Linked DNA regions of Homo sapiens: region 1 is linked to region 2. Evidence: chromatin loops called from intact Hi-C (ENCODE). Cell type or tissue: Calu3. All regions are shown on one strand. Each heading gives the region's core, and the rest is flanking DNA. Links, peaks and the distances in the headings are about the cores only.

Region 1 (16,547 bases), core at 4,667-12,666, 60 kb after region 2:
AAAAAAAAAAAAAAAAAAAGTAAAGAAAAGAAAAGAAAGTCAGTTGCAAGGATGAAACAATAAGGCAACAAATTTCCATCAGAAGGTCAGGTGGTAACCTTTGAAGAGTACTGCAAATTACATGAGATTCTGGAAGCTCAGATCAAAACATAGTTCAGGTTTTTACCAAAGCTGACATTCTGAACATTTTAGATCAGCCGATTTGATATCATTCATTGGCAAAATTTTAGAAGAGTCAACACAGGGAGAAAAAAAATCTTGTGGACAGAAGAAAAAGAAGATGAGATTGCAAGTCAGTAAGGGCCCACTAACAACATCAAAGAGAGGACTACATTCATTTCCTTTTTACAAAATATTACCAGCCTAAAAAATCTTTTCAACATCAATATCTTTACTTTTTAAAAGCTTTTTAAGAAAATCCGTTTTATTCTTGTGGCATTGAAGAATTACAAGCTGGATGGTAGTATAGTTCTAGGTGAGTCAAACTTCATTGAGCAACTTACCCAGGAATACTTACTTCCCGTAGGTAGACTGTCCCTGGAAGTATACAAGACCCCCTCAGCCTTCACCAGTTGGCTAAGGGTTGCTGCCAGCCTCAGTTTCTTCTTGATTCAACATTATTGATCAAGAGGAGGCTCAACATTCTTATTCAGAAAGAGGCTTCTTGGCTCAACTTTTATTTACGTTGTCTCTGCTACCCCATTCAGAGATGCTCTCATCTTATTTGCATATAATTTCTTATATGTTTTGTAAGTTAATTGAGATCAATAAGATGAATTTGACATAAAAATGCCTCCGTTTCTCCACATCTTAGAACCTATGGTGTTGATAACTATGACCTTGAATGGGATAGAAGCACGCTACACTGACAACGTAAAACACTCATCCATATAAGTGTATGCTCATTTTAACAATATATTATTTTAATACATTCTATTTATCAGAGATGCCAGTAGCTTTTTCTTCATATAGCTGTCGTTGAGATGCCTGGCACACAGTAGAGAGTCTGTGAACAGTTGTTGGAAGAGCAGACAAATAAAACATTGCTTGTGCTTCTAGAGTTCTTTGCTCAAGTTGATGTTTCCAAATATCTGAATTTCGAGGAGGGCTCTTGTCCTAATAGAGATCCAAGGAGAACTGTTAGGTAAGGATTTTTGAGGCGATGTACTCCAATCGTATTTAGCTTTAATAGGGATTGTGCACTGAAACCCTAGGAGATGCTTTGAAAATCTCTAAGAATACATATTATGAATTCAACAGCTCTCCAGTCATTTTGCTGATATATTAAAAGGCAACATTTTTATTAATTTATGCAGTGCTGTCTTACCAGTTCTAGGCAATAAAGAAGTTTACAAGGTCAGTCAGGATCTGAACAAAGAATAAATAAAAAGATAGTCTGAAACTGGCAATGCTGTCAGGAAATTGGTGGGTACAAAATGAATTGGGGGTGATGGCCCGGCGTGGAAAATTGAGGATCAAGTGACCCGGCATAATGTAGATGCCAAGACTGCAAAAAGTGACACAAGATCCTGACAGAAAATAATTGGTACTTATTTGCATATAATTTCTTATATGTTTTATAAGTTAATTGAGGTCAAAATGAACATAAATTCCCCTCGGCCCGTGTATTTTCATCTTATGCATCCCCAGTTCCCACCAGCCTCTGCTGAAGGAGGTCAGGCTAACCCATTCAGAAAAAGAAAAAAGAAAAAATCCCTGCTTAGCCCAGTCTAAGGCAGTAGTTCTCTAAGTTCATTCTGCAGCACTGCCAAGGGTCTCAATCTATCATCTCTCGCCTCGCCTTCCTCTTCTCATCACCATCTTAACATTAAAGTGCCAGACAGGCTGTTCACACTCAAGCAAATGATTTCCTTCACTCCTCATCACAATCCTCGTTTTGCAGATGATGAATCTGAAATACAGAGAGGTTTAGTACCAAGGGCAAGTCACCCAGCTGCTAACAGGAATTCCAATCCAAACAACCAGCTTCAAAGCCAGTGCTTTTAATTAAACCTCATGCTCTCTTGAACCATTCCTCCATAAATCAGAAAACCTCTAGCCCACCAGAATTGCATGGCTATCAGATATCAAGATGCCCATCTCCCTCTGAGCACCCCACCGGACCATAAAGACTCCTCGGTATCATGGAGACACAAAAGGCCAACCCATTTACACTCACCCTTTTCCATGCCACCAACCCCAGGAGGCTACTTGGGCTTGGAAGCTTCAGTCTCAGGCCACCCTGGTTTCCATGAATCTGTTTCCATGAATCTTCCCACACAAGAAGCAGTGCTCTAGGCATTCCCAGCCTTGGCTGACATATTTCTTCCACAACTTATGACCCCATAAGTACAGACACCTAGAAGAAAGTAAGCCTAATTCGGAGACTGAGATGGAGGGTGATCTTGACGAAGGCCTCACTTTCCTTTCTCGTTAACCATGAAGCAGAAACTATATTCATCAGTTTCCATGCTAGAGAAATTTTGAACAGAAAATGACGGAAAAATACTTTTACCGTCAGGAAAAAAAATAAAATAAAAGACAAGGTGGCTGGGCGCAGTGGCTCATGCCTGTAATCCCAGCACTTTGGGAGGCTGAGGCAGGCAGATCACGAGGTCAAGAGATTGAGACCATCCTGGCCAACATGGTGAGACCCCATCTCTACCAAAAATACAAAAATTAGCTGAGCGTGGTGGTGGGTGCCTGTAATCCCAGCTACTCAGGAAGCCGAGGCAGGAGAATTGCTTGAACCTGGGAGGCGGAAGTTGCAGGGAGCCGAGATCACGCCACTGCACTCCAGCCTGAGTGATAGAGCAAGACTCAAAAACAAAACAAATCAAAAAGACAAGGTGAAGAACAATGTGTATAATAGATTTCTATTATGAAGAGGAAGATAAAAATCTGTAGCATGTACAGTCATGTGACAAAAAATGACGCTCAGTCAATGACAGACTGCGTATACCATGGTAGTCCCATAAGATTCTAATGGAGCTGAAAAATTCCTATTGCCTAGTGACGTTGTCGCCATTGCAGTGTCTTAGTGCAATTCATTACTCATGTGTTTGTGGTGATGCTGGTGTAAACAAACCTACTCAACTCCCAGTCATATGAAAGTAGAGCACATCCAATTATGACTCACAACACTCCATAGTGATAATAAATGACCATATTACTGGTTTATGTAGTTACTGTACCATACTTTTTATCGTCATTTTAGAGTGCACCTTTCTACTTGTATTTTTAAAAGGCAACTGTGGAACAGCCCAGGCAGGTCTTTCAGGAGGGATTCCAGAAGAAGAGATTGTTACCACAAGAGATGACAGCTCCCCTGAAAACCTTCCAGTGCGGCAAGATGTGGGGGCAGAAGATACTGATATTGATGATCCTGACACTGTGTAGAACTAGGATGTGTGTGTTTGTGTCTTAAGGTTTTTAACGATGTTTTAAAAGGTTAAAAAAAAAAGTAAATAATTATAAAAATATTAAAAAGCTTATAGAATAAGGATACTGTATAGCTGTACAATATGTTTTTTAAGCTAAGTATTACTACAAAGGGACCAAAAGGTTAAAAAAGCTTTTTTGGTTTGTATAATAAAAAATTTATAGTAAGGCCGGGCATGGTGGCTGATGCCTATAATCCCAGCACATTGGGAAGCTGAGGCGCGAGGATTGCTTTTCAGGTCAGGAGTTCAAGACCAGCCTGGGCAACATTGGGAGACCTTGTATCTACAAAAAATACAAACATTAGCCATGCGTGGTGGCACACGCCTGTGGTCCCAGCTACTCCAGAGGCTGAAGTGGGAGGATCACTTGAACCTGAGAGTTAGAGGCTGTAATGAGCTATAATTGCACCACTGCACTTCAGCCTGGGTGACAAAGTGAGACCATGTCTCAATAAATAAATAAATAAATATGCAGATAAATGATGAACTAAGAGAGACTTTTGACGGTGTAATGTTTTGTGTATTTTCATTTTTGACCCATGAGAATATATTATCTATTCAAAAATCTAGGCCGGGCATGGTGGCTCACGCCTGTAATCCCAGCACTTTGGGAGGCCAAGGCAGGTGGATCACTAGGTCAGGAGTTCAAGGCCAGCCTGGCCAAGATGGTGAAACCCTGTCTCTACTAAAAATACAAAAAAATTAGCCAGGCATGGTGGCGGGTGCCTATAATCCCAGGTACTCGGGAGGCTGAGGCAGAGAATTGCTTGAACCCAGGAGGCGGAGGTTGCAGTGAGCCAAGACTGAGCCACTGCACTCCAGCCTGGGCGACAGAGCGAGACTCAAAAAAAAAAAAAAATCTAACAGGTTGATTTTTAAATTAAAAAAAATATGTGTATATTATATATATATGTGTATATTATATATATGTATAACCGTGAGAAGTATTAACATTGATTGCCTCTGAGCAGAGAAACCAAAAGGTAGAAAAATGATGTATTTGTTTCTTAACAGCTGCCATAAGCAAGTGCCACAAATCATGTGACTAAAAACAACAGAAATTTAGGCTGGAGGCTGTAGTGGCTCATGCCTGTAATGCCAGTGCTTTGGAAGGCCAAGGCAAGAGGCTAACTTGAGGCCAAGAGTTTAAGACCAGCCTGGGCAACATGACAAGGCCCCATCTCTACAATTTAAAAAATAGAAAAATTAGTCAGGCATGGTGGCATGCACTTGTAGTCCCAGCTACTTGGGAGGCCAAAGTGGGAGGATTGCTTCAGCCCAGGAGTTCAAAAGTGGGCACGGGGGGTCATGACTGTAATCCCAGCAATTTGAGAGGCCAAGGTGGGTGGTTCACCTGAGGTTAGGAGTTCAAGACCAGCCTGGCCAACATGGTGAAACCTGGTCTCTACTAAAAATACAAAAATTAGCTGGGCGTGGTGGTGGGCACCTGTAATCCCAGCTAGTCGGGAGGCTGAGGCAGGAGAATCGCTTGAACCTGGGAGGCAGAGGTTGCAGTGAGACATAATCGTGCCATTGCATTCCAGCCTGGGCAACAAGAGCGAAACTCTGACTCAAAAAAAAAAAGTGCAGTGAGCTATGATCCCACCCCTGCACTCCAGCCTGGGCAACAGAGGAAACCCTGTCTCTAAACAAAACAAAACAACAAAAAAAGAATTATTATTTTACAGTTCTAGAGCCTAGAAGACCAAAAACAAGGTGTCATGCTCCCTCTAAAACTCTGGGTGGATTCCCTCCTTGTCTCTTCCTAACTTCTGGTGGTGGGGGGGAGCTGGCAGTCATTGGGGCTCCTTGGCTTGCAGGTGCATCACTCTACTCCCTGCCTCTGTCTTTAACAGGTCTGTGTCCAAATTCCACCCTTCGTGTAAGGACAGCAGTCGTATTGCATCAAGGACCCCCGACTCAAGTATGACCCTGGCTTAACTAATTAGATCTGCAACAACCCAATTTCCAAATCAGGTTGCATTCTGAGGCATTGGGGGTTAGGACTTCAACCTATCTTTTGGGGAGACACCATCCAACTTGTAATAAACAGGGTGCGGAAATTTTTTGCAGGGTTTCCTTTTACACTGTTTTATTTTTTCATGCCATGTGCAGAAAAGAAATGCATAACATTTAAAATTTTAAAAGACTGCCATCACAAATGAGTGCATGGTTGGAAAAGGGACGTTCTGTGTTCAGGCTGTATTCTGAAACCCTATTGTGGAAAATTCTGCCTGCACTTGGGTGTGCTTGCTTTGGGGTTGACTTTACTTTTAGAACGTTCCCAGCATACAAAAGGAAAGTAAAAAATATGCAAGATAAATATACGCGTGTTTACACAAGCCCTGATCTTTTTATTTTTATTTTTTTTGAGACGGAGTCTCACTCTGTCGCCAGGTTGGAGTGCAGTGGCGCAACCTCCACCTCCTGGGCTCAAGCAATTCTCCTGCCTCAGCCTCCCGAGTAGCTGGGACTACAGGCGTGCACCATCACGTCCAGCTAATTTTTTTATTTTTTTTATTTTTAATAGAGATGAAGTTTCACCATGTTGGCCAGTATGGTCTCGATCACCTGACCTCGTGATCCTCCTGCCTCAGCCTCCTAAAGTTTTGGGATTATAGGCATGAGCCACTGCACCTGGCCCAAGCCCTGATATTTTTATTACCTTGGGACAGTCATAGTGGGATCCCACGGACACAGTCACTTTAACACAACTGGCACAAAGCATCCTTCATTTTGGGTTTAGTTTCTCTCCAGCAAATATAGGAAGGAGCAAATACTTATCACCCAGGATTCCCCTCCCCAGCATTTATTAACTAATCAATAAAACCTAACAGCGCCATCATTAATTCAGATGACACCCATTCACTTAGAAAGCCATAGGAGATTTCAGGGCGAAAAAGCCATCATCCACGAAGTGGCTGATATTTCTACTGCAAAATTCTGGAGGATTTGCTTTGTCAGAATGAAAGAACAGTTAATGTGTTTGCTGGCAAAAATTTAGAGTTTTGGGGGGTTTCAGGGAAGTGGGAAGGCTGATGAGGACTCTCTGCTCACAGAAAACCCATCATGAAAACTCAGCACAAAGTCTTCACTGACAGAGAAATTCAACACTTGGTTTTCTTTAAAAAGATCTATTGAAATGAAAAAATCAGGAGACCGAATTTAGTCACTGCTTTTTAAGAACACATTTTTCTCTCTAAATGCACCCATTTCCAAATCTCCTTTGATTACTGTCTCTTGTTTAACATTTTTCCAGCCAAGAGATCTAAACCTTCACAAAATGTATCTGATTAACTTAATTTTATTTTAGTTACTTTAGATGCAAGATCCCCTGCCAGTCACTACGGAGAACACAGATATAAATAAAGCATAGGCCCCACCCTCAATAAACTTGTCATCCCACCCAGTAAAGGAAACAGACATAAACAACTAACCCAACACAAAACAGAATGAGAATTTTTCCCCATGCTTTATTAAACAGGGCCTCATTGTAGCTGAAGCATGAACAACATTACATTTATTAACTTTATTATAAAGGATGTTCGATAAATAATGATGATGATGCCAGGATCACAGCAGCAGAGGTTAAACAGAGTTATAGCAGGGTTAAATAAAGTTACAAGAAATATGCGATAAAAAGTCAGGAGAAGAGACAATTGCTTCTGACTGGGGAGATTAGAGATGCTTTATGAGATGAATTTGTAAGCTGGGATTTAGAGGGTAAGAAAGTTTTTTTTGTTTTCTGAGTGAGAGGAATGGCATTCTAGGCTGAGCAAAGGTCAGGAGTCCTGTAAGTTCCTGACATGTTCAAGGCAAAGCAGGAAGCCTGGAGCAGCCAAAGCACAGGGTGTTTGCAGGAATTTAATGGAACAAAAGTCTAGAAGGGCAGTTTGGGGTAGGATTGGGGAAGAGCTTACCTGCCAGGCTAAGAGGAGGTTAATTTTTACAAAAGAAGGACTGCTGCAGTTTTTCGAGGAGGCAACTTATATAAGTGGACTCATGTTTAGGAATATAATTCTAGGCCACAATGAAATACTCAGCATTAACCCAGTGTGGCAAACGGACTGGAGGGAAGAATACCTGGGTATGAGGCTCTCAGAGGGAAAGTCTTGGTGTTAGCTCATTTCCAGCCTGATTATAAAACCACTTTACATTGTCAAAGCACTCTGCAGTTTTTTGTTTGTTTGTTTTGTTTTGTTTTGTTTTGAGACGGAGTCTCGCTCTGTCGCCCAGGCTGGAGTGCCGTGGCACAATCTCGGCTCACTGCACGCTCCGCCTTCCGGGTTCACGCCATTCTCCTGCCTCAGTCTCCTGAGTAGCTGGGACTACAGGTGTCCGCCACCACGCCCGGCTAATTTTTTGTATTTTTAGTAGAGACGGGGTTTCACCCTGGTTCTCGATCTCCTGACCTCATGATCTGCATGCCTAGGCCTCCCAAAGTGCTGGGATTATAGGCATGAGCCACCGTGCCCGGCCAGCACTCTGTAGTTTTATGGTAGCCTTTATTTCACCTAATCCACCCAAAATCCCCATGGTCTCTCTGTGTGTGTGTGTGTGTGTGTGTGTATGTGTGTGTGTGTGTGTGTATTACAATGGTCATTTTACAGATGAGGAAATGGAAGTATACCCATTGTAAGTGGCTCACCCACAACACAACACTGCCAGTTCCTCAGCCTCCAAACCCACTCCTCTTTCCACTAAACCACAGCCAACTCCAAGCATGTCCATCTTTACTTTAGAGTGGGGGTTATTTCCTTGAAGATATCTAATGTTGTAGATGAAAAGATAGAAATATTTGAGAGTTTAAAAACTAGTTTCCTTTTCACAAAATTGCCTCTTTACACGCACACACACACACACACACACACACACCCAAAACTTGAGCACCAAGATTTAGAGCGAAGCAAATGTTAGCAGTCAACTTTTAAACTTTTGGAAATGGTGTCATTAAAGGAATAACAGCCACAATAACAAGACTACAATAAAACAGTCAATACTCATATGGTGTGAATGAGAAGAATTGTTTGTTACATTCGCTCAGGAATGTGGGTCAACCTTCTCATGCTTCCCCTACAGCCTTGTCTGAAGCATTAACAAATGGCTTTTGTGTCCCTGTCTATGTGACTATGGTATGTAACTGGACAAGCGGCTACTTCACACAAGAAGGGTTTATATATAAAGGTTTATATCTACCCATGGCCCCAGACAGGGCCTTCTGCCCCAGATGGAATGAAATGCTATTTGAGAATTACTGTGGTTTGGTTCCCACCCCCGCCGCCTTAGCCCTGTTTTGGGAAGTCACTAACTCCAGCTGACTGGGCTTTGCCCTTTGTTGGCAATGAGTCCCAAGCCAGATTTTCTGCTAGCATACCCTAATGTGCTCACTGGCTCCTTAGGACTACCCAGGGTGTCTTTGTGGGTGGCAGTGCTTTTTATTTTTCAAATTTTGGTGGAAGGGGGAAGAGGGGGCTCTACTATTCTTTGTAAATGAGGCCATTTCAGGTAAAGCTATTTTTGTGACCATTTTCATCCCCTTTTCTCCCTCAAGCCACCTTTCCTTCCCCTCTTCACTCGCTCGTTTAGTAATTATGATCATTTCTGCTTTCTCGATTGTTAGAGTCTATTAGTATATTTTCCAACTTGTCTTATGTTCTACTGTTTAAATGTCTTTATATAGTGAAAAATTCCTTCCAAAGCTGTCTCTAAATTTTCAGATCTTGGGCTCAGCAATTTCTTAGGTTAAGCTTTGGGCAAGATATAGAAGTGGTAATTACAGTTAGTCCAAAGGATAAAAACTGCAAACCAAAAGAATAAATTACGGACAACCTTGTGAAGGGATTTTATTGCTTTCTCTGTGTTTTAAAAGTAGATATCTTAACCTCTGCATAAATAAAAGGAAACATGATTGGAAAATCAACAATAAATCAACATATTCTTAACTTGTAATTAATAATATGGAAATTCATCTGTCCAAAAGCTCACCCTTCTAGAGGTGTCGTTTTATCTAGCAGCTTTGTTTTGAAGCAGGGAAACTGAGGCCAAACGTTGGTTTTCCATGCTTCTTCAGGGTTAACTAATTTCTGAGGGAACTAAAGGAATATTTGAGAATTCACTTCCCTGTTTTATGAGGCACCGGGTGTGGGGTTTCCCTACATCAAGCCAAGAATCAGGGGGATTTTTTTAATCGGTAAAATAATAACAGATTTTTGGACAAAGCAGCCAAAGTAGTTGCTGCTTTTTTTTTTTTTTTTTTTTTGACACAGAGTCTCGCTGTGTCGCCCAGGCTGGAGTGCAGTGGCGTGATCTCGGCTCACTGCAAGCTCCGCCTCCTGGGTTCACGCCATTCTCCTGCCTCGGCCTCCCAAGGAGCTGGGACTACAGGTGCCCGCCACCACGCCCGGCTAATTTTCTGTATTTTTAGTAGAGACAGGGTTTCACTGTGTTAACCAGGATGGTCTCGATCTCCTGACTTCGTGATCCACCCACCTCGGCCTCCCAAAGTGCTGGGATTACAGGCGTGAGCCACCGCGCCAGGCCAGTTGCTGCTTTTTAACCAACTGAGCAAGTCAGCCATGATAGCTAAACTAGTAGTGGTTTTTATTTGTTTGTTTGTTTGTTTGTTTTTGAGACAGAGTCTTGCTGTCACCCAGGCTGGTGTGCAGTGGCGAGATCTCAGCTCACTGCAGCCTCCGCCTCCCTGGTTCCAGCAATTCTGCCTCAGCCTCCTGAGTAGCTGGGATTACAGGCATACATGACCACTTCTGTCTAATTTTTGTATTTTTAGTAGAGACCAGGTTTCACCATGTTAACCAGACTGGTCTCGAACCCCTCACCTCAGGTGATCCCCCCGCCTCAGCCTCCCAAAGTGCTAGAATTACAGGCGTGAGCCACTGCGCCCAGCCTTAACTAGTAGTCTTAAGCACACTCAGCCTGAGTTAGTGAGTCAAGTTCTCCTACCTAGCCCAGTGGTTCTCAATTTCTCACTATTATCACTCCCTCAATATAAAGTCTAACAAGAGAAATTGAATACGAAGGAGTTACATTTTGTCAGGTAGGGTTAGTTTGAAGGACCACAGACCATTGTAACATCTGAGATTTGTTTCATCTCCCAGGAACCAATTTTTGCCCTCTTGAAGACAATATCACCCCAGTTGAGAATGCATGCTGTGGCCTAATTCCGTATATCAAAATGAGTAACCAGTCCAGCCCTACTCTGTGTATAAATCTTTTATTGGAACTTACTTCACTGTTCTGTAATTATATTTGTATTCGTCTGCCTCCCACCAGGCAATAAAATTCTCAATGGGATTTTTTTTTACTTCCTAGAAAAGAGCTCAAAAGCATTGAATAAATGAATGAACAGATGAATAAATGAAATATAAAGATTGATTGGCACAATCCAGAAGCCAGTATGTTCTTAATAGCTCTGCCTCTTCATTCCTTGACTAACTGATCTGAGGTTCAAACAGTAAAGGCATCTGCAGGTGTTGCCTCAGACAAGTGACTACTGTGAAATGGCACTAGGTTTCCAAACATCCACAAAGTCTTGCCCACTTTTTGGAGGATAACAGGTGCAGGAGGCAGTGACAGAGATTTGATGTTTGTTTGATGTCTTTGTGACCATTTCTCTACCAGATACAATAGGGTGTAGGAAGTAGTAATTATGTTGTCTCAAAGCAGCATTGTAAGTTTACTTACAAAAATGAACACTTAACCTTTCTCACTGTTGTGCCTGGACTGGCTGCCTAGAGTGATGGCCGAGAGCAGGGCTAATGGTCCAGGCAAGGCAGAACAGGGCACCCTGCAATTAGGAGGAAGGATATCCCTAAAGAAGATGGTGGTGGGGGATGCCAGAAACCCACTCCTGCCAGACCCTGAGATCCCACAGGATGCAGGGAGACTCAGTGGGAACAGCCAAATCTTCTCCAACAGTATTTCCTCCATTAAACCAGGAGTCTCTCTGTCTCATTCTCAACAGATCCATCACCGCTCATGTTCCAAAACAATCACTCAGCCAAAGTTCAATCAATTTCAGTGGTTGCTGCTGCAGAGTAGGTTATTGTAGCTACTAACAATTACAGATAAGAAACAGCATATAATAATAATAACAACAAAAACAATAGTATATTCATGCAGCATTCTAACATTTGCAAAGTGTTTTCATAAATAAATGGAATTTTAATTTCACCACACCGTGAACAATATAGACTAGATGGGTATTAACTGCATTTTATAGACAAGAAAGCTGAAGGCAAATGACTGGAACTCCTAGGGTCGTAGGCTCTTCATTCTAGTGTAACAGATACCTGAGTTCCAGATGAGGCACTGCCGATTACTCACTGGTGGCCTAAGCCCCAACACTTACCTGCTCTCAACCTTGTTTCCCTCATTTAAAAAATAAAGATAGGAAAAACAGCACGTATCTCAAAGGGTTGCCAAGAGTTTAAATGAGGTAAAGCCTATGTGGCACTGAGTGCAGTAACTGGCAAAAGATAATAGCTAAAAAAAAAAAATAGTTATTAGTATTAGTACTTGTATTTATTTTTTTATTCCCTATTTTGTTAAGAAAGTACTTGTGACCGGGCGCGGTGGCTCACGCCTGTAATCCCAGCACTTTGGGAGGCCAAGGCAGGTGGATCACGATGTCAGGAGTTCGAGACCTGCCTTACCAACATGGTGAAACCCCATCTCTATTAAAAATACAAAAAGTAGCCGGGAGTGGTGGTGCGCGCCTGTAATCCCAGCTACTCAGGAGGCTGAAGCAGGAGAATCTCTTGAACCCGGGAGGCGGAGGTTGCAGTGAGCCGAGATCGTGCCGTTGCACTCCAGCCTGGGTGACAGAGGGAGACTCCGTCTCAAAAAAAAAAAAAAAAAAAAAAAAAAAAAAAGAAAGAAAGCACTTGTATTTAGATTACATAAAATATTAAGCAATATGTGCAAAGCTAAAATGATTCAATTCCAGCAGCTCTCAAGGGCAAAAGAAAAATATTCAAATTGTCCTAGCTATTTACAAAAAATATATATATTTTTGACTCGTAACAAATAAAGACATAGAGAAATGATCCCATTAAGGAAATATAAAACATCTTCCTTAAAACCATATTCTTTATATGACTTTCATCAATAGACTTCGCATCTCCTTTCCTCAACTCCATTTCATAAAGAGGAATCTGGAGGGTAACAGTCATTTTCCCAAAGTTAGGTAAGAGGCCATTTGCCCAGCCATGTAAAATAATACATCAGCCAAAACAGGACAATTCAAAATATTAGCTTCATAAGAAGATGGGTTTCTGTCTGTTTTGTTTGCTTACTGTATCCTCAGGGCCTGGAACAGTTCCTGACACATAGTATGTTATCAGAAAATGTTTGGTGAATATTGAAAATATTGAGTGCTTGAGCATCTTTTTTTTTTTTTTTTTTTTTTTTTTTTTTTTTTTTAGAGACGGAATCTCGCTCTGTCTCCCAGGCTGGAGTGCAGGGGCGCAATCTTGGCTCACTGCAAGCTCCGCCTCCCGGGTTCACGCCATTCTCCTGCCTCAGCCTCCCGAGTAGCTGGGACTACAGGCGCCCACCACCACACCCGGCTAATTTTTTGTATTTTTAGTAGAGACGGGGTTTCACCATGTTAGCCAGGATGGTCTCGATCTCCTAACCTCGTGATCTGCCCGCCTCAGCCTCCCAAAGTGCTGGGTTTACAGGCGTGTGCTTGAGCATCTTAATTCATCTTCAGATATTATCAAGGAGATTGTTCATTGAGTAATTTTCTGCTGTTGTTCCATTCAATCATTCACTTATTCAATACACACCTATTAAGCACCTACTATGTGCCAACTCTGGGCTGGGTGCTGGGCATAGAAATGTCAGAAGAAGGCCCGGTGTGGTGGCTCATGCATGTAATCCCAGTACTTTGGGAGGCCAAGGCGGGTGGATCACCTGAGGTCAGGAGTTTGAGAACAGCCTGGCCAACACGGTGAAACCCCATCTCTAGTAAAAATACAAAAATTAGCTGGGCGTGGTGGCAGTAACCTGTAATCCCAGCTACTCAGGAGGCTGAGGCGGGAAAATCTCTTGAACCTTGGAGGTGGAGGTTGCGGTGAGCCAAGATCGTGCCCCTGCACTCCAGCCTGGGCAACAGAGTGAAACTCTCGTCTCAAAAAAAAAAAAAAAAAACTGTCAGAATAAGATCACCTGCTATAGGAGTGTACCTCTGATATGCAGAGAGGAAGGAAAAAGCAAACATATAGGGCAGGTGTGGAGGACAATGAGCTTGCCCCTCCCCTCCGCTTCTCCCAGGCATTGCCTTGGGCTCTTCTTTCTGCATAGATTTTGAAGAAGTTTGAGTCTGTAACAAGCTTTCTATTTCAAAAGAAAAGAAACAGGAGCGTTTTGTGATTTTATTTCCACTCTGACCCACCGGCTCCTGCACTTCTACATTTGTCGTTGTGCCATTGCTGCCACTGTTGTTCTTGTCCAGGGAAACACCGGTGGCCAACCCAGATCGGATACAATGGTGCGGCTCTGGACTGAGCCTCCAACCACATTAGCCATGGGCAGCATTGTTGCTGCCGCTGCTGTTATTTTAATTATGATTGTACGTTAACCACCACCTTCCTTCCTCTGCCTCCCTTCAGCTGCAATGATGTATGTTACTTTTTGGTAACTGGATTTCATTAACATTTATGAACTCTCATAAAGTAGTAGAAAAAGCAATTTGTGTGGAAGAATTTTCCACCTCATTAAACAGTGTTCTTTTGGGGGTCAAGCTGATATTTTTTTTGTTGTTAGATTTTTTTTATAGGTCCTTTGTCCTTCCCTAAGCCCTGGGGGATGAAAGGAGAGCCGTCCACCCAGCGAGGGGCTTGTGTGCCCTAGAGGGCGCTGGGCCCCGCGCGCTTTCCTGGCTGTCCCCGCCGGCTTTCCACCCTCCCCAAAGCCCAGGTGCCCACCGTGGGTCGCTGCGGCCTTTCCCCTTCTTGGCCAAATCCGATTACTTCGCAGCCTGCAGATGGCATCGCCGGCTAAGGGCAGCCTGCGGCAGGTCCCCGAGCCTGAGCACTCCTCCTATCTGGGGCCTGAGAGGACGCTCTGGGCTTTTTCCCAGGCCCAGGGTGCGCGGCCTGCTAGCGCCTTTCGAGGCACAGTCCCAAGATAGGCTCTTGTCCTTCGACGCCCCCTTGGCACAAGCGCACTGGCGCCCTCCGCTCAACCCACCTTGCCTTTGGGGCGGGCTTCAACCCTGGGAAGACAGGCCTGGGGGAAGCGAGAGGAGAGGCCCGAATAGAGGTTCCGGCTCAATCTTTCCCAGACGGAGGCCTGGTGTTTCCAGCTCAGTTGCATCTTCCAGCCGCGGGCTCCTGGCCCAAACAGAATGTGTTTGCTTTCACACCGGGACGGCAAGCGGAGTCCGCCTCAGTGAGCAGCGAGCTGCGCAGTCCGGACGGGTGTCGCCCCCAGAGACTCGCCAGCCGCCCCCAGACACTCGCCAGCCGTCCCCATCTCTAATCCACCGTCCAGGCCCGGGCCCTGGGAAGACCCCGGGGACGCGCTGGAGCCCCTGAAGGGGGTCAGGGGGAACAATGCCCGAAAAGGGAGCCTCCCCGACCGCCAGTCCAAAGGAACCGGGGATGTGGCAGCGATTGCGAGGGGCCTAGGTTAGGGACACGCTCTTCTCGCTGGGTCCCAAGCCCAATCACCCAGGCCAATCACCAGCCTCTAACCTCCTTCCCCTCTAACCCCATCCCCACCTAGGAAGTTAAAAAACGCCCCTGCCGCCTTGACTCTTAGGGGGAGAAAGAGGAAACCCGAGGACTCCTGCCTGAGGGCTCCATAAAGTAACCAGGAACCGAGTGACAGGTGCTGGGAGAAATGAACATGCAGAAAGACCAGCTTTTTCTATTCTAAATGTGAATATGTAAAACAAGAGTTCAAACTCAAGAATCTGGGTGTCCATTTTGATTAAAAAACAAAACATCTCTCCAAGAAACAGGTTCTATGGTACTTGTGAGATGCTTTTCTGCCAGACAGCTCCCAAATCACATCTTATTAAGGGAGACTTCGAAGGCCTGTTAGCAGGTGACTGCGGCAGGGGCAGGGGCGCATCAGCTGTCCGGCTTGGACCGGCGTGGGCGTGGGCTGGGGGCTTTTCCGATTTGCTGAGTCAGCCGCGGGCGCCGCGGGCTTTGGTGTTTCCAGCCCAAGCGACTGTGCTTCGCTGACTGGTGTGTCAACTTGGTAGTGTAATTATTGTTTTGTTTTCTAATATGTAATTACTCTTTGTCGTTGCTATTATGAATCCACCGAGCTTGACTCTTGAGCAGCAAGATGGATTCAAGTTTGAAGTTAGGATTTGATGCGTGGGGAAAACTGGCTTCTCCCCATGCGTAGGACACTATAGGGGCCCACGCGTGTCTTCCCCGCAGCCCAGCAAGAAAGGGGGCGCCGGGGGTGCCCTGGCGGATAACAGGCGGTCACGCCTGATCCCCGCATAACAGATCCACTCTCCGTGTGGCTACGAGCATGAATTGCCGAGGTTGTTTTCCTCTTTAGCATATTTATAAAGGCAGAGAGAGGGGCGGAGAAAGGGAGGGAGAAAAAAAAGATACACTGGAGAGATGGGCTGTAAAGTTGAGAATAGACAGAAATAGAGGAGAAACGGCATTAGAGGGACAAGGAAGAGCTCAGAGAAAAAGACAAAGATGAAGAGAGAATGAGAGAACAGATTATTGTTTATTTTCAAATGTTTCCTTTTAGATTTAAAGTGAGATACTGCAAAGTTCCCTCAGTTTCCACTTACTTTACCACACTCTGCTTCAGTAAATCCCCAAGAGCTGCCAGGTTCCTGCACGTTCTCCCCTAGCCGTGCCTCGAGTTCAGAGCGCGGCCCTCACTGTACAGGCCTCCCCCGCCCGACGGAGCGTCCCCTCGCACCTCCCCAGAGTTGCCTAACTCCTAGGCCCTGAAAGTGCCAGAACAAAGGCCGACTCCCCCGGCGCCTCCCTCGGGGACTGAGCACCCTGGGCCCTGCTGACGAAGCAAACCCCAGACTCAGCTCAGCTACCCACGCTCCCAGCCACGTCGCGGGTGGATATTCCCGCCTGGGCT
Region 2 (16,547 bases), core at 3,907-11,906:
CCCCTTTAAAAGCTACTCAAGAAGAGGCCCCAACTGTGGCTCTTTGCATTACAATCAGCCCAAGGCAGAGAGCATGAAATGGTCTCGATGTGTAAATTTTGTGTTTTACAATGAATATTGTATACTAACATCTTTTATATATATATATATATATGTGTGTGTGTGTGTGTATATATATATATATGTGTGTGTGTGTGTATATATATATATGTGTGTGTGTATATATATATATATATATATATATATATATATATATGTAATTTTAGGTCTTCTAGTATTCATGTATTTCATGAACGCTAGAATATTTTGTCTTCTTTTTTTTTTGAGACGGAGTCTGGCTCTGTCGCCCAGGCTGGAGTTCAGTGGCGCAATCTCAGCTCACTGCAAGCTCCGCCTCCCGGATTCACGCCATTCTCCTGCCTCAGCCTCCCGAGTAGCTGGGACTACAGGCGCCCGCCGCCACGCCTGGCTAATTTTTTGTATTTTTAGTAGAGACGGGGTTTCACTGTGTTAGCCAGGATAGTCTCGATCTCCTGACCTCGTGATCCGCCCACCTCGGCCTCCCAAAGTGCTGGGATTACAGGCGTGAGCCACCGTGCCCGGCCGAATAATTTGTTTCCTACAAAATAACACTGCATACCTACTTGGTCATTCAAAAAGAATTCTAGGGTGTTTTGTTTTTTGTTTTTGTTTTGAGACAGAGTCTCACCCTGTCGCCCAGGCTGGAGTGCAGTGGCGTGATCTCGGTTCACTGCAACCTCCACCTCCCGAGTCCAAGCGATTCTCCTGCCTCAGCCTCCTGAGTAGCTGGGATTACAGGCCCGCACCACTACGCCCAGCTAATTTTTAGTAGAGACGAAGTTTCACCATGTTGGCCAGGCTGGTCTTAAACTCCTGACCTCCAGTGATCCACCCACCTTCACTTCCCAAAGTTCTGGGATTATAGGCATGAGCCACCATGCCTGGCCCTAGGAATTCTAGGTTTTTTATGAGGCTGTATGATATACCTCATATAGGAATTATTTCTCACAATATTTATGTGTGGTTACCTTTGAGGCATAATTCAACTAGGAAGTTGAATTACACCCATTATTTAATGAGGAAGGACAAAATTACATTACCTTTCCTCAACATGAAGAAAAATAAGACTATACAATAAAAGCGTTTTGGAAGCCCCGTGTAAGATATTATAATTACAAAGACAATTGGAAAACCCCAAGTGGAAGTTGAACAGAACACTCTTGCTCCTGGGAAGCATCAGAAATAGTCCGAGGATCCTGAGTGGGTGAGTCTTGGGTTTCCAATCTCAAGTGGTGATCCAGCATGGAGAGGAAGAGAATGACCAGAGAGAGAAGTAACCATGAAGTATTTTCCCAAAAATATTGAAAGGCATCGTTTGTCTTTCCCTTTACATGTAGATTCATCTTTTTGTATCCAGGGAAGGAAGGCATGATGCCTGGTCCCCAAGTGCTGCTCTGTAGCAAGACCTGGTCCAGATGCAACCAGTGTGTTGTATTGGGTAAGACAGCCATAACTCACACAACATCTTTACCAGATGGCAAAACCAGCATAGGTGCACCAAAAGGTCTCTTGAAGAAGGCTCCTAGTGCCTGTAATAGCTTCCTCATTTCTGTCCCCTAGCAGTCTAAGAATAGACTAGAATAGATGCACAGGTGACCTCCAAGAAATACTAGAGAAAATAGGGCTTGGGAGCAGATTCTTATGTCCCTGAATCTGCCCTTTTCCAAAAATCTTACATGATCCTAAAATCTAGCAAAGCTATTTAAATTAAAAGCAAAGAGTTTTAAACCTGTATCACAGATTCTTTTTTCCACATTCTGGTCATATTTTAACAGTTTCATTGGATTGTAAGACCTGCTTTAAATATCCCCAGGACAGATAGAGTAATCAGCGTCACCTATTTTATGTATGAGGCCAATAGTGAATTTCCCAATCACTGACTACATTCCTGTGTTTTCTGAGATGAGTTCCAGCAGACGCCACTTTCTGACAGAGCAAGAGGCTGATTTGGGTTCCACCTTCATTCAGAGGTCTACAGACCTGGGAGAGGTGTTGGCCAAATCACTTCACCCTTCAGGGATGAAATGTTCACCTTTGCAAAATAAAGAGGTTGATCATTTCCAAAGTCCTTTCCAACTCCAACATTCCAGAATGATTCCATAAATAAATATTAGATGACAACTTGTAGTTGTTTTAATGGTAGAAATTTAAGCCAACAATTTAGCCTACAGAGACAATGACCTGAGCAGAGAGTCAGCCCTTGAAATGAGAAATCTGCAAAACCGCAGGGGAAGGCAGAACAAAAGCCTTTGACAGCAGGAAGCTAAACTGAGCCTCTTTTTCCACTTTTCATTCGTCCTAGGCACTCCTTCCCCAGCTGATATGTCCACCTTCCACAAATAACCAGAAAGCAAACACATATTATGTATGCAACTACGAGCCATGTGTCATTTGTCTGGATTTTCATTTTTTAATAAGCTCTCTTATCATTAAGCCTCTCTCATTTTAACTTCTTTGCATCCTTCCAACAACTGTGTAATGAGGACGCAGTAAAACCCAAGCACGTAATAAGAGCAGATTACTCCTTTTAAAAAGCTGACCTGAAGTTCTAGTTTACTAACCAAAATGACTGGAGCCAGGCATATTAGTCCTTTAACCTTTTTATTACGTATATACATGAAAACAATTAAAGCTGGGATTTCTTTCCAGTGTATTATCATTTTCTCTTCCCCCTGGCCTTTTTCCATCACATTTCAAAGAATTTACATCATATCCACTGCAGAGTCTCTCCTGTTTCCATTCTTTTCCCTCCTTTCCTCTTAACAACGGTCATCCTTTTAAGGTTAGCCAACCATGGGCTATCATTATACACCAGCAGTTCAGTCGGGTTGGTACAGCAGCCGCAAATAAGAAGAAAAAAAGAAAAAAAAACGAAAGGAAAAAAGTTGTGGGGTGGGGGCATTTAAAGCTCCTCATAAAATTAAATCTTAGATTTAAATTCTCCCTCATATTTTATTGTCTTTTCTTTTCTTTTTCCTGTGGTAAATGGTAATTAGAGTCAATAATCTTTTGCTGAGAGAGCACCTTGTCTTCACAGTGTTTATATCATCATCATCAAAGATCTGCCTTAAGGCCCTGGCGTGTTAATAATTTAAGGTGTGCACAGCCTAGTTATAGCAGGAAGCCTAGTTATTGAGTTTGTAAACCAGCCGATGATTTATGGCAACACCTTGCGTGAGTCATGCTCATTAAATAAAATACTTCGGTTTAATAAGGAACATGGGGTACACAGTTCTTCCCGTTACAGGGTGAGTGTGCAATTGGAGATTGTTGAGTTTTGTCGCCAGGTTCACCACGGCGATTTTGTCTTAATTGTGTTGGCAGGCAAGGGAGGGAGGGCCATGTGTCTGTGTACATCTGCACATGTATGCATAGCGTGTTGGCCTTCTTCCTCCCCAACAGGGGCTACGAGTCTAGAGCTTTCTCTCCCTTGAGAAGCTGTATCACAGAAGCCAAACTCTCTGATAGAATGTTAAATCTTTCTCTAAAAGGCTACTAATTAAGAAACCAGAAATGTTCATGGAAATAAAATTACAAGAAAAAAATCAATATACGGTTGTTAAATGTAGCCTGCATTTAAGAGCCATAACCATATTTTACTGTTAAATGCTACGGTTTACTCATTAGGAATTCCTAAGCAGGCTGAGACAGCAAAAGGCAAACACAGCATTCTGGTATGTTTAAAAGAAAATTTGTACGCAAGGTACACTTTTTGTTTTTTTAATGTCCCGTATCTGGGACTTTGAAAAAAAAATCGGAATCATTTAGTTGGATGTACTGTTTCCAAACAAATGCATTCCAACAACCACTTGCATTTCTATTACTCTGAATTAATTGATCAGAGCATGAAGTGGGCGCTGAGAAAGGTGAGAAGCTACGCTTGTTTTGTTTCACAGATTTCCATACAAAATGAAATTTCAGGCCAGGAGCGGTGACTCATGCCTGTAATTCCAGCACTTTGGGAGGCTGAAACTGGAGGATCGCTTGAGCCCAAGAATTCAAGACCAGCCTGGGCAACATAGTAAGACCTCATCTCTACAAATAATTTTAAAAATTAGCTGCGTGTGGTGATGTGTGCCTGTGGTTCCAGCCACTCAGGAGGCTGAGGTAGGAGGATCACTTGAGCCCAGGAGGTCAAGGCTACAGTAAGCAGTGATCATGCCACTGCACTCCAGCCTGGGCAACAGAGTGAGATCCTATCTCAAACGAAAAAAAAAATGAACTTTAATATTTGGTTGTGTTTATTGTTGCATGATCTCTAGGAAAACTTTCCAAAAAAAAAAAAAAAAAGGGTAAGGAAAGACAAACTGAACTTCTGTTTCACGTGTCTGAAAAACTCCCACCTTTGGGACATTTCTGAGCAATACTTAAAAATGTTCTAGGCTGGGTGCGGTGGCTTATGCCTGTAATCCCAGCACTTTGGGAGGCCAAGGCAGGTGGATCACTTGAGGTCAGGAATTCGAGACCAGCCTGGCCAACATCCTGTCTCTACTAAAAACACCAAAAAAATTAGCCAGGTGTGGTGGCGCATGCCTGTAGTCCCAGCTACTAGGTAGGCTGAGGCAGAAGAATCGCTTGAACCCAGGAGGCGGAAGTTGCAGTGAGCTGAGATCGCGCCACTGCACTCCAGCCTGGGCGACAGAGACTCTGTCTCAAAAAAAAAAAAAAAAAGAAAGAAAGAAAGAAAGAAATGTTCTATAAGCAGAATCACTGAAACAAAAATCAATCACATTCATTTCATACGCTAAATATAGTCAGTGGTTTTTACCAGCTTTCTTTAGAAAATAAATGTATCTTCAAAGGGAGCTGCCGCAGCCAGGGAGTCCGCTGAGTGAGTAGGTTTACTTTGTGGTCTCTGTTTTACCGCGGAGAAAATGGCTAATCTGAGTTTCGAATTACAGCGCTTCCTTCCCAGGAACCCTACCTGCTTTTAGTCTGGTGCTCAATTTGCACGAACTGTCGCCGCTGTTTGTTGATATGGCTTCCATATTCAGAAACCCCACATACTACTCAAGACTAGGAAGCACGTCATAGCCTGCCCTGATTTTAAATAAAGTTTTACATTTTGCTTTGATAGTATAGGATACTATATTCCCTTTCCTGAGGTTGGGAGTTCGAGACAAGCCTGGCCAACATGGTGAAACCCCGTCTCTACTAAAAATACAAAAAAATTAGCTGGGCGTGGTGGTGGGCGCTTGGAGGCCGAGACCGGAGAATCATTTGAACCTGGGAGGTGGAGGTTGCAGTGAGCCAAGATCACATTGCACTCCAGCCTGGGCGACAAGAGCAAAACTCGGTCTCAAAAAAATCAAAAAAATAAAAACAGAAAGGACCCAGTTTTTCAAGTGTAGTCAATTTTATCCAGCCTCAAAATTTTTATTTTATTTTACTTATTTTTTATTGCTCCTTATGGGGCAGGGCTACCCCATAGGCAGTGTCCCCAGAGTAGCACAGCCTCAAAATATTAAGAAGTACTTACCTTACTCATTTCTAAGACCAATTGTATTCCTTTTCTCTTCATGCACAGAAATCTTGTATAGAGAAGTAGTTTCACATTGAAACACTTTATTCAAAATATTTTAAATTCTAAGTGGCCTCATGGACATTTTAATACGTGACATTTATAAGACAAATCAGACTGTAAGCTTCTAGCAGACCAAGAATAGGCAGATGTATTAGTTTCTATATTATATTTAACAGTGTCATATAGTTAAGTTATTACTAAATAGTGATTGCATTAACAGGACCCATGCTATTATCTAGTGCCTCCTTAGGTTTGACAATGTTTTCCTTTTCTGTAATGAACTACAGATCTGGCTTGCACATGATTTTTACAATTTTAGCTTTGATTTCAGAAATGTACATGTTTAAGAATAAATTAAATAGCTGCAAGTCCATAAAAAAATCTGTGTGTGTGTTTGTGTGTGCACTCCCATAAACTTGCTTTAAGACCAGCAGACTGAGGCCCTTGAGATTTTAATAAATATGTCCAGGGTCATATAATTGTTGGTTACTTTGGTTCATCTAATAATGAAAACATAACTCTCATTCTTTGTGTTCTTACAATACTTTTCAGGGTCTCAGAGCTCTTTCCCAAGAGTGTTTCACACCTGCTTGTTTGCCCTCAGCCTCGGTGGCGGAGCAGATCCCTCCAAGTAAACAGCTACATCCCCACGGTGCCTGTAACAACTCACAAAGCGTGCAGTCCCTAAACCCCACTCCGAGGAAGGCCCTTAAACTAAAGCCACTCCCATGTAATTCACCCTTGGTAGAATCTAAGATCAGTCTCTGTTGCCATCAGTTTCACTGTAGGGTAAATAATGTTTGAGTTCCTGGAAATGTCTCCTTATTTTCTGTTCTTGCAGTTCCACGAATAAGTATCCCAAAATAAGGGCAAAACATGAGCATTTTGAAAACATTTGTTTTCCAACCTGCCGGCTGCATTTTCCACCAAGGCATTGGACACGCACTCTGACTGAGCCCGCACATTCCCCACAGGCCAACTGCCTTTGACGTCAGTGGGAGCTTGGCCTTCTCGAAGACAGAGGCAAAGATAATATTTGCAAAGTCAGCTTTGCAAAATTCAGCTTTTCTCCGCTTTGCTGCAGATTGAATGATAAGCCTGGGACCAGCAGAGATAACGTTTCACAGGGGTTTCCCTATCTGGACCCTCCTACCAAATTCGTGGAAATCAGTCTTTAAGAAAACCGGACGAGCCACTCATAATGGCCTGGCCACCACACCTGTCTGATAGCATCTCAGCTACTCCCTTCAAAGACAACAACGGGGTAGCAATTTTTTTAAATGCCTCTGTTACAATACAGTATATTTTACTCACTGCACCAAAATGTCAGCACAATGGAAAACAGATTGTTTACGCTGACCCAAGGATAAATATTTACGAGCCAGCAAATACAAACCTTGTCAAAGTCGACTGGTCAACAAGCAATCTTCCAGGAGAGGGACCCATTTTATGAAGGGTGTGTACTTTCTGACGTCAGCCATTTTGCAAGGGGACATTTGGGGACACTGTTGTCAAAAAGAATCCTCCGTTTCACGGGCTACATAGCAGCAACTGCCATACCAAATATCTTTTCTGCCATTCCTGAATCTCAGACAGAGACTTCTCTCTCTAGAAATAAAGACAGTCTAGGGGAAAAAACAGTGGTGGAGAGATAAAATCTTTAAAATGTTGCATTAGGAGTTCTTCTCTTTTCCTCCCTTTACTTTGTGTGAGGACAGTGACTGCCGCAGCTAGCCGCTCCCTCAGCCACCCTGAATGTATAGTTGCCTCCAGTGCCCCAGGGCCAGAAGAGATTTCTTTACGGGAGATGCAATCAGCTCTAACCAATCAGTAAGAAGGGTTAATCAGCTGATCGATTGGTCCCTGAGCAGCTGGGACCTGGCTCCTCTCTGACTGGCTCTAGCCTGGCCTTGGGGTAAGAGGTTGGGAACTTTTAATTATCCACAGCAGCCACTGCTCTGATTGAATGGTCAATGGGTTTACTACTGAGGCGGCGCTGCTTGAATAATAATAGAAAACAATGTGGATGCCGGCAAGTGCAAACAGAGGGCCAGAAAAGGCACTTGGATATGTAGAATGCACGTTAAGATGAGTTAATTGCCTGGCAGAAACCAAATTTCAAAGGTCTTGAAAGGTGTTTTATGGAAGCAGAGTAGATGCTTGGGGAGGCATCAGCGAGATCACATTTTTTTCTTTTGTGACTCTTGGGTCTGTGACCATTGCTGGCTACACAATGTTGCCCCAGGACAAAGGATAACTTGCTTACCCCAGTGGTTAAAGAAATGATCACTGGAGGAAATCTGTATTTTGACATTTGCAGGCACTGTCAGGGTTTAATTATTTTTCTTTGTAAACTTCCTTGAAAAATAATCATTCCCTAGTTCCACTATGTAAGATGTGCTCATGGGGTGGGGAGGTTGGGTGGCATAATTAAATCATGCCAAGAAATATAGCGTTAACACCCAAAGGTTTTTAAAAGCTTTGTTCGACTGTGTGTTGTGGAGATCTTTCTACTTCACCCTCCCTAAGCAGAATAAATCATCAATCCAATAACTCACTACAATATGCTGATCTTTCCTTTCCCGGGTTAAACAGCTCACTCGTAGTGGTTCCTTCTTCCCTTGAACATAAAAACCAACAAGTGCCTCCAAATAAAAATGGTATTTGTGTTCAAGTCCTCTGAGAGTGTCACAGTGGAGGCAAATGCCCCAAAAGGGCAAACAGCTCCATGCCCTGGCAGTGGGGTTAGCAAAAGATGTAAGCAATTTCACAGAACTGCTGAAAAGGATGTTTGAGTTCAATTTTTTTAAAAAAAAGAAAGAATAGTCCATTTGGCACAGAGACTCACGTTTGGAGGGGTGGTGGGAAAAGGCAACTAGACCCCTCTGGAAGGTATCCCCTGGAATCCTGGTCAAGATCTTCAAATTATCAGAGATCAGAAATCATCCTATTTCAGCAGATTCCACGTTAAAAATGTGCCTTTCTCCAGTGATCTCACATAAACACTAGAGCTCATCAGGCTCCGCTGGAGTCATTACTATTTATATTACCATACCCTGGCTGTGTGCAGTCAATTCATAATTGTCCAGTTTTTCTAATTAATCACAAAAGATTTTTGTTTTGCCTGCAGCTAGTTCTGGGGTGACTCACGACGGCAAGCCAAAGCTCATACATCAAACACAGGCCCTCTCTCACTCCAGCCTTCTGCTGGGAAGGCTGCTCTGCGCCTCTCGACCAAAGAGGCACGCACTGGGCATGTGCGGCCCCGGGCGCAGGAGAAGCCGGAGATCCGTCCTCTACTGTGTGACTTGTTATTTTTATCTGATGCTTGCATTCTCGGGCCAAGTCAGACCCAAAGAGCACGGCCAGGTTTCTAAATTCAGAGCCCTGTTGCTCTGGTTCCTGTTCCTCCCTCTTTTCTGTGTTCCTCCTCGTTGTCTTTCATCAAATTAAGACTATAGTGCTTCCAAGAGAGAGATTAGGACATCATTTTTCATATTCTTCAGTCCTTTCAATGGTGACCTTTTATGGAGGCAACAACAAAGAATGTCACCAGAAGAAGGAGGGAAGAAAGCACAGCTTCTGCATTTTATTCTACCAAATCCACATCAAGGCAGGGCAGGAGGAAATATCTTTTTTTTTTTTTTTTTTGACTGAGTTTTGCTCTTGTTGCCCAGGCTGAAGTGCAATGGCGCAATCGCAGCTCACCGCAACCTCTGCCTCCCGGGTTCAAGGGATTCTCCTGCCTCAGCCTCCCGAGTAGCTAGGATTACAGGCATACGCCACCATGCCCAGCTAATTTTTTGTGTGTTTTTAGTGGAGACGGGGTTTCTCCAATTTGGTCAGGCTGGTCTCGAACTCTCGACCTCAGGTGATCCCCCCACCTTCGCCTCCCAAAGTGCTGGGATTACAGGCGTGAGCCACCCACCTGGCCGGACATATCTATTTAATGTGCAGTTTATCTTACTGAAAGGTATTTCGGCAGGTGACCCGTTGGAAATGTGTCTGGTGCAAATAACCTCTAGGATTGCTAGGAAGGGGCCCAGGGCCACCACTGGCCTGAGTCAAAGCAGCTGGGTTTGCCTAATAGAAATGATCAGAGGGTCAACTGGAAGGAGGCAGGCAGAGGCCGCCTGTGTAACCTGCATTGCATGTGAAGAATTTCAAGGTGAGATCAATCTATTTGGAAGATCTTGTTTGATCACATTCGGTCTGCGTAGGCGTTGGCACAGGGTCAGCACAGTGACAGGAAAAAGCATGGCGCTTGCTCTATGAAATCTTCAGGACTCAAGCAGATGCTTTGGAACTGTCAGATGACTCCTAGTTGCTGATTTTATATATTGATTAATTTTGCAAGCCTCATATACTTAATACTATTCTTGATATGTCCTGATAGCAGATATAGTCCATGTAGCACCGGATATAAACTTTTCCTTGTGTAAGACACTGTTTACAAGTCCACAATGCTCCCACCTGCCGATCTCCCCAAACCCCACTTGTCCTTTAGGTTTAACTAGATATCACCTCTGCTGAGAACTCAGTCTCCCCTGACCACTCACCCCCCATCCCCAGACACCTGTTCCTGACACCTGTGAGATGCGTCTTTTCTGCACTCCCGTCAAAGCCTATGCTGCCTGTGTCATAGCACACGTCACAGGCTGTTGAAATTACTTTTGTGCCTGCCTGCTTCCCTCGCATGGCCATGTGCCCTGTGAGAGGAGGGATCGTGGTGCTCATCCTAAGCTCGGCCCGTGACTCCATGTGTGCCTCCAGGAGAGAAATACCTCTGAGAAGAGATTTATCATTGGATGGGAAGGTCATAGTGAGTGTGAAGGAGAACGATGATGAAACTTAACTTTTTAGATTTATTTCCCAAGTTATTTACCCTTCTAGTGTTACCTTCACCTGTCCACCCCCTCACTGGTGCCCTATTCTGTTAACTCCAGAGAATTCAGTCTCCCTCGCCAGCCCCTGCATTCTTTAGTTCATTTTGAATCATAACAACAATAAAATTGAAGAACGCTCTTATTGTCTCCTGATTAGGGAGAGCCAAGCATACCTGGAGTTGTGTTTTGGCTCTTGGCTCTCTCCCTTTCTGCAACCTATTTGCATATATGAGGAGTGGGGGCGGAGAGGGGGGGACATCAAAGGGACAAGCTGCTTGTTTGATCTAATTAGTCTATTTTTCATTCTTTCCAAAAACACTGGGGAAGGGGAATTCCAGATAGTCCTGGGATCTCTGTGAGGTAAATTAGTTTTTAGGCAGGGAGGCCTGGATTTTCTTTAACACGATAGCTGCACCATGAACAAAAAAACTGAGATCACCAGCCCTTTGGACTTCATATAAATTCATACATTTTTATTGAGCACTTGCTGTGTTTTGGCACACATTGGGTGCTCCGGGCACCTACTCTTATTTATAAGCAAACATCAAGCTTGCTAGTCTTCTGGGGCGACAAAACCTCCGCAAGCTATTACAAGCCTAGAAAGGTAAATAACTTGGTGTGGTGGAAGGATATTCACGCACCATGGAAACTTGCAATGGAAGGGACTCCTATGGTCTAAGGGACTCCTATGGTCTGAGGTGGGAGCATCCCACAAAAAGTGCATGAAGTTCCTTTTAAGTCTAGTCGTGAAGAATGACAAGGCTAGACGTGCTCTGCAAGCAGATGGAAATGAGTGAGCTATGCTCCCTCCCTGAGGAGGAGGAAAATGTCCACAGCTGGGGCATGGAAAGGGAATGGAAGCTCAGCTCTCCCAGTCACTGAGCTCTCCATAGGGAGCGCCTTGTACACCACAGAAAAAAATTTCAATCGTGTCCCAAGGACACTGGGGAAGCACTAAAGACGAGTTTTAAACAGGTGCATTCAAGACTCAGATTTCTGTTGTCTACAGGGCTCTCTGGTTGGGGTGTGGAGATCAGAGAGAGGTAAGATGGGGAATGGGGGATTCATCAGGCAGCCCCTGCAGAGATCTAGTGAGAAATGATGGCAACCTGGACGGGAGTGGCCACCGTGGGGATGGGAGGAAGTGGAGGGTTTTCCATGGGGATAGAGGGATGTGGGCAGGTTTTCCGTGGGGATAGAGGGACGTGGGGGTTTTCCGTGGGGATGGAGGGATGTGGGCAGGTTTTCGGTGGGGATGGCGGGACGTGGGCAGTTTTCCGTGGGGATGGCGGGACGTGGGCAGTTTTCCGTGGGGATGGCGGGACGTGGGCGGTTTTCCATGGAGATGACGGGACGTGGGCGGTTTTCCTTGGGGATGGCGGGACGTGGGCGGTTTTCCGTGGAGATGACGGGACGTGGGCGGTTTTCCGTAGGGATGGTGGGACGTGGGTGAGTTTTCCGTGGGGATGGAGGGACGTGGAGTGTTTTCCATGGGGATGGAGGAACGTGGGCGGTTTTCCGTGGGGATGGAGGGATGTGGCGGGTTTTCCGTGGGGATGGAGGGACGTGGGCGGTTTTCCGTGGGGATGGAGGGACGTGGGCGGGGTTTCGAGGCATTCAGAAGGTGTTAAGAGAAGACGAAGGAAAAATGAATGGTGGAACTCTCCTGAAGAACAACTAAGATTTGTTTCTTCAGTATTTCAGGCGTTCAATCCTGCTTTGTCTAGTGACTTTAAGCCCAAGAAATCTGAAACTTAATGAGTTTGGGAAAAGTAAATTAGGGGTGAAACTGTGGCACGCACTACTGCTGACTGAAACAAGACCCAGCTGAGGACATTTTCTTAACTAATATCTCTCTCTCTCCCTCTCTCTCTGTCTCTCTCCCTCCCTCCCTCCCTCCCTCTGTATCATGAAATTGCACACTCGCCCATTCGCACCTATTTGGAACCAAAAGAGACTTGAGGCAGCAATCCGATTTACTTTACAATCCCGACCTACACCCACCCCACCTCTTACCCAAATAAAGGAGCATTGCACTCGCCTGCCACACACAATTCACTCTTCATTGGGGCCAGGAGGCACCTGAGAGGCTCTAGAAAAGCTCATTCTCTTTTTGAGACTTAAGTTTCTCCCTTGTTACATTGGAGAAGAGTAGAAATCATATTTATTCAATTCTCTGCAAATGGCATGAGTAGTGAGTGATCAGATAAACCAAATTGAACTCTGAAGGCCAATGCCCTAAAACCACAAAAAATTCTTCTCTGAGAGTGAGTCTGACGTTCCAGCCTCCGCCATCCTCCCCAACCCCACTCCCACCTTAGTGAGAGCAACGATAAACATTTGGATGAGTAAGTTACTGACTTCAGAGACCTGCTACCGATAGCCTCAGAATAGTCACCCAGAAAGAGAATTTTAAATCTATTCGAAAATTCTAGAAGTAAAATTTTATTATCTGAGACTAAAAGTAAGTTAGGAATTATAAAATATCGACAGCAAGGGCATTTCATATCAATAACAACTCTAGGCACAGTTAAGTACCTTATCAGGTTTCTAGTTGCATTTTTTCCCTAATTCATAATATCCTAGACAGCCAATTTCTCCTTCCCTGGGAAGGATTCTGAATTCTCAATATGAGCCTTTTTTTTTTCTAACAAAGAATAGCTACACAAGTGGCTTTTAATTCTCTAATGCTCATATAATAGGGGTCTTGATGCTAAAAATAGGCACTCTCTCAGGTAGCTGCATAAGGATAAATTCCCTTCCTACTCCTCTTGAAGGAGTTTTGAAAAACGAAAGAGAACAGCTTCATTTTTAAAACTACCATTTGTAGGCCGGGCGTGGTGGCTCACGCCTGTAATCCCAGCACTTTAGGAGGCCGAGGCGGGCAGATCACGAGGTCAGAAGATCGAGACCATCCTGGCTAACACGGTGAAACCCCATCTCTACTGAAAATACAAAAAAAAAAAATTAGCTGGGCGTGGTGGTGGGCACCTGTAGTCCCAGCTACTCGGGAGGCTGAGGCAGGAGAATGGCGTGAACCCGGGAGGCAGAGCTTGCAGTGAGTGGAGAGCGCACCACTACACTCCAGCCTGGGCGACAGAGCAAGACTCCGTCTCAAAAAAAATAAAACACAAACAAAAAAAACTACCATTTGAAAAAAACAAAAACAAAAACAAAAAACTGTGTAAGTGAAAGACTCCTAAACCCAATCCATCTCTTTCTTCATTTAACTGAGATTGTGTATATGGAGTAACAAAATTCCAAGTCAACACAATGGCATGGCATCTTAGAGCCTATTGAAAAAGGATTTGAACTCTAGAGTGCACACAAACACGGGGCAGGGCAAGGAGATGATAAAGGAGAATCCCCTCAGCTTCATTCCTGGGCCTCAGACTAAATATTGCAAAGTAAGAAAGGATAGGCCAGGCACGGTGGCTGAAGCCTGTAATCCCAGCACTTTGGGAGGCCGAGGCCAGGTAGATTACTTGAGGTCAGAAGTTTGCGACCAGCCTGACCAACATGGTGAAACCCCGTCTCTACTAAAAATACAAAATTAGCCGGGTGTGGTGGTCCATGACTGTAGTCCCAGCTACTTGGGAGGCTGAGGCAGGAGAATCACTTGAACCCAGGAGGCGGAGGTTGCAGTGAGCCGAGATCACACCATTGCACTCCAGCCTGAGCAACAAGAGTGAAACTCCATCTCAAAAAAAAAAAAAAGAAAAGAAAGGATATAGGAAAACATTGGGGATTTGATTGGAGAGAAGTTTTTGTAGGAGCAAAGGATGTCCTCTTTTCCAATCATTAAAAGCATTCCTTATTTTCCCTTTTTAACCTGTGCTTCCAATTCTACCTCTTACCCAGGAATCTGCTTCTAGCTTCTTTTCCACAAGTGGGAACCTGATCTGGGAAGAGGCCTTCTGGAGAAATCTCACTTGTCCTGGTTGGAAAAAGCCCTGGGAAGACTCAAGCACAGTCCCTGGTCTGGTCTGTGTACCTGAGCACATGGCTACTGAGCTCTCCTAAGTCCTGGGGTATAGGTTCTCTAGAGCTGGCACTAAAAGTCGGGTTCCAGGATAAGTCAGCCATTCTTTCCAGAGCTTCCCTCAATCAGCTGGAATGGAGACACACTTCCTCCAGACAGATGGACCAGTAGGGCAGAGTGGGAGCACTGAGATGGCACTGTCCTCTCCATAATGTCCAGGACAATGACCAACCCTGGATGGGAGCCTCTTTGTACTCTGGCTGCTTTTGTCTCGGTGGCTTTCTTTTTTTTTTTTTTTTTTTTTTGAGACGGAGTTTCGCTCTTGTTGCCCAGGCTGGAGTGCAATAGCGCCATCTTGGCTCACCGCAACCTCTGTCTCCTGGGTTCAAGCAATTCTCCTGCCTCAGCCTCCGGAGTAGCTGAGATTACAGGCATGCACCACCACACCTGGCTAATTTTGTATTTTTTAGTAGAGACGGGGTTTCTTCGTGTTGTTTCAGGCTGGCCTCTAACTCCTGACCTCAGGTGATCCGCCCGCCTCGGCCTCCCAAAGTGCTGGGATTACAGGCGTGAGCCACTGTGCCCGGCCCCTATGGCTTTCTAGGAGTGCTGGGATGGCTAAGCAATGCCACGTAGCTGAGGCAAAGGAAGGCATTGGTTTCCCATGCTACCTCCTCTTTCTGCTGTCTTGCCATCCTTTTTTTTCATTTTTACTTCCAGATTTTCAGTCAAAGGAAAGATACGTTCATGCATTTAAGCACTTGGCCTCAAAATAAAAATCTAAGCTGAAAGCAAACTTCGAAGACTTGCTCTTCCATGAGTCATTTTCTAGCAGTATAGAAATTACAACTACAGCTCAAATTAAAAAAAAAAAATGCTCAGCATCTCATTGAGAAGCTCACCTCTCCTACAACTTTTGAAGAGTTGCAGATGAGTCAGGGTAAGGCGGGAAGCTGAAAACTCAAGTCGCTTTACTTTAGATTCTGTGATTTTTCATCCTTTAGCTAAAGCTACAATTACAGAGAAGGTTCTCAATCACCAGTATTCTGGAAGTGAGTCATCAGATGAACTGGGAATGAAGCTATTACTGAGTGTCTGCTCTTCAGAGACAGAGAGAAGTGGATTGAGGTGGAGTTTTTGCTGATTTATAAGCATTAAATCAGATGAGGATAATGGCAAATATGCCTAGCTTTCTTATAACACCATATGAACAGCAATCATTCTCCAATACCTTAGAGGAGTAGCTCACAACACGCAGGTAATATAAGCAGCAGGAAAGGAGGTTGAAAGTGACTTTCTGTCATCCCCGCATTAGTGGAACGGTAAGATGAATGTTGCGTCTTGAAATGCCTCGCATTTTTTTGCCTGCTATTATTAACCTTGCATGCTTCTAAGCAGCACGGGGTCCTGGAGAAAAAGGTTCTAACAAGTGGATATTTGAGGGCAGAGATTGCGATCAGAGGTAGGCTGAATTGTATTTGCTTCCTTTAACCTTCCTTTGTGCTTGCCATCCACTATGTTGATGCAGCTGCTCCTTCCAGTTAGAAAGACTTCACAAATGCAGCAGCGAAATGGAGCTGGGTTCAGCGCAATGTTAGATTCAAATAAGGTACCTCCATCGCTCCTCCAAGACAGTGGGAAAGTGCCCATCAGAGAAGTGTTGAAGGGCGTGTCCTCAAGGCCAACTACAAACATCATAAGGGGCTTTGTGTTTTACAGCATCTTCTCTCTCCTGGTATGGGTCCTCTACTCTGATTTTCCTTTTTATCAGGCTAAAGAGGATATATTTTATCACGATGGCTTTATATCCAATGTGTACAGGCCAACACAAATAAGGGTATTACAAGTTAAAGAACTGTACCTCAGGCACCATTTTATTAGAACTAGTGTTCACATCAAACAATACATCCTAAGTACTTTATATTAAGCGTGGACAAATCATTTGCCTGAGGATTAGATGTTGTGCCATTGAAATGTAATCCTGCTGTTGATTTTTTTCTTAACTGCCAAACCAAACATGGTCAAAGAAGTAACTCTAAAAGCTGCAACAGGAGCAATCTTATCCTACATTTCA

The links. Hi-C counts contacts between places; a loop is a spot of excess contacts. Peaks named below come from ENCODE experiments on the same cell type or tissue, not always from the same donor. Only the 100,000 strongest peaks of a DNase experiment are listed, where the experiment ranks them.
Region 1: it touches region 2 in a loop (2.4-fold over the local background); 2 of 110 quality-filtered maps call a loop at or near these places.

Annotation. Positions count from the first base shown.
Region 1 is chr6:10,367,004-10,383,550 of GRCh38, forward strand. No RefSeq gene overlaps it. Among named protein-coding and RNA genes, the nearest start is that of TFAP2A-AS2, 29 kb to the right of the region's middle. In Calu3, for the core only: no CTCF peak of the experiment used is centred there; a DNase peak (open chromatin) is centred at 8,648.
Region 2 is chr6:10,307,711-10,324,257 of GRCh38, forward strand. No RefSeq gene overlaps it. Among named protein-coding and RNA genes, the nearest start is that of TFAP2A-AS2, 89 kb to the right of the region's middle. RefSeq lists an enhancer at 7,252-7,973. In Calu3, for the core only: no CTCF peak of the experiment used is centred there; a DNase peak (open chromatin) is centred at 8,841.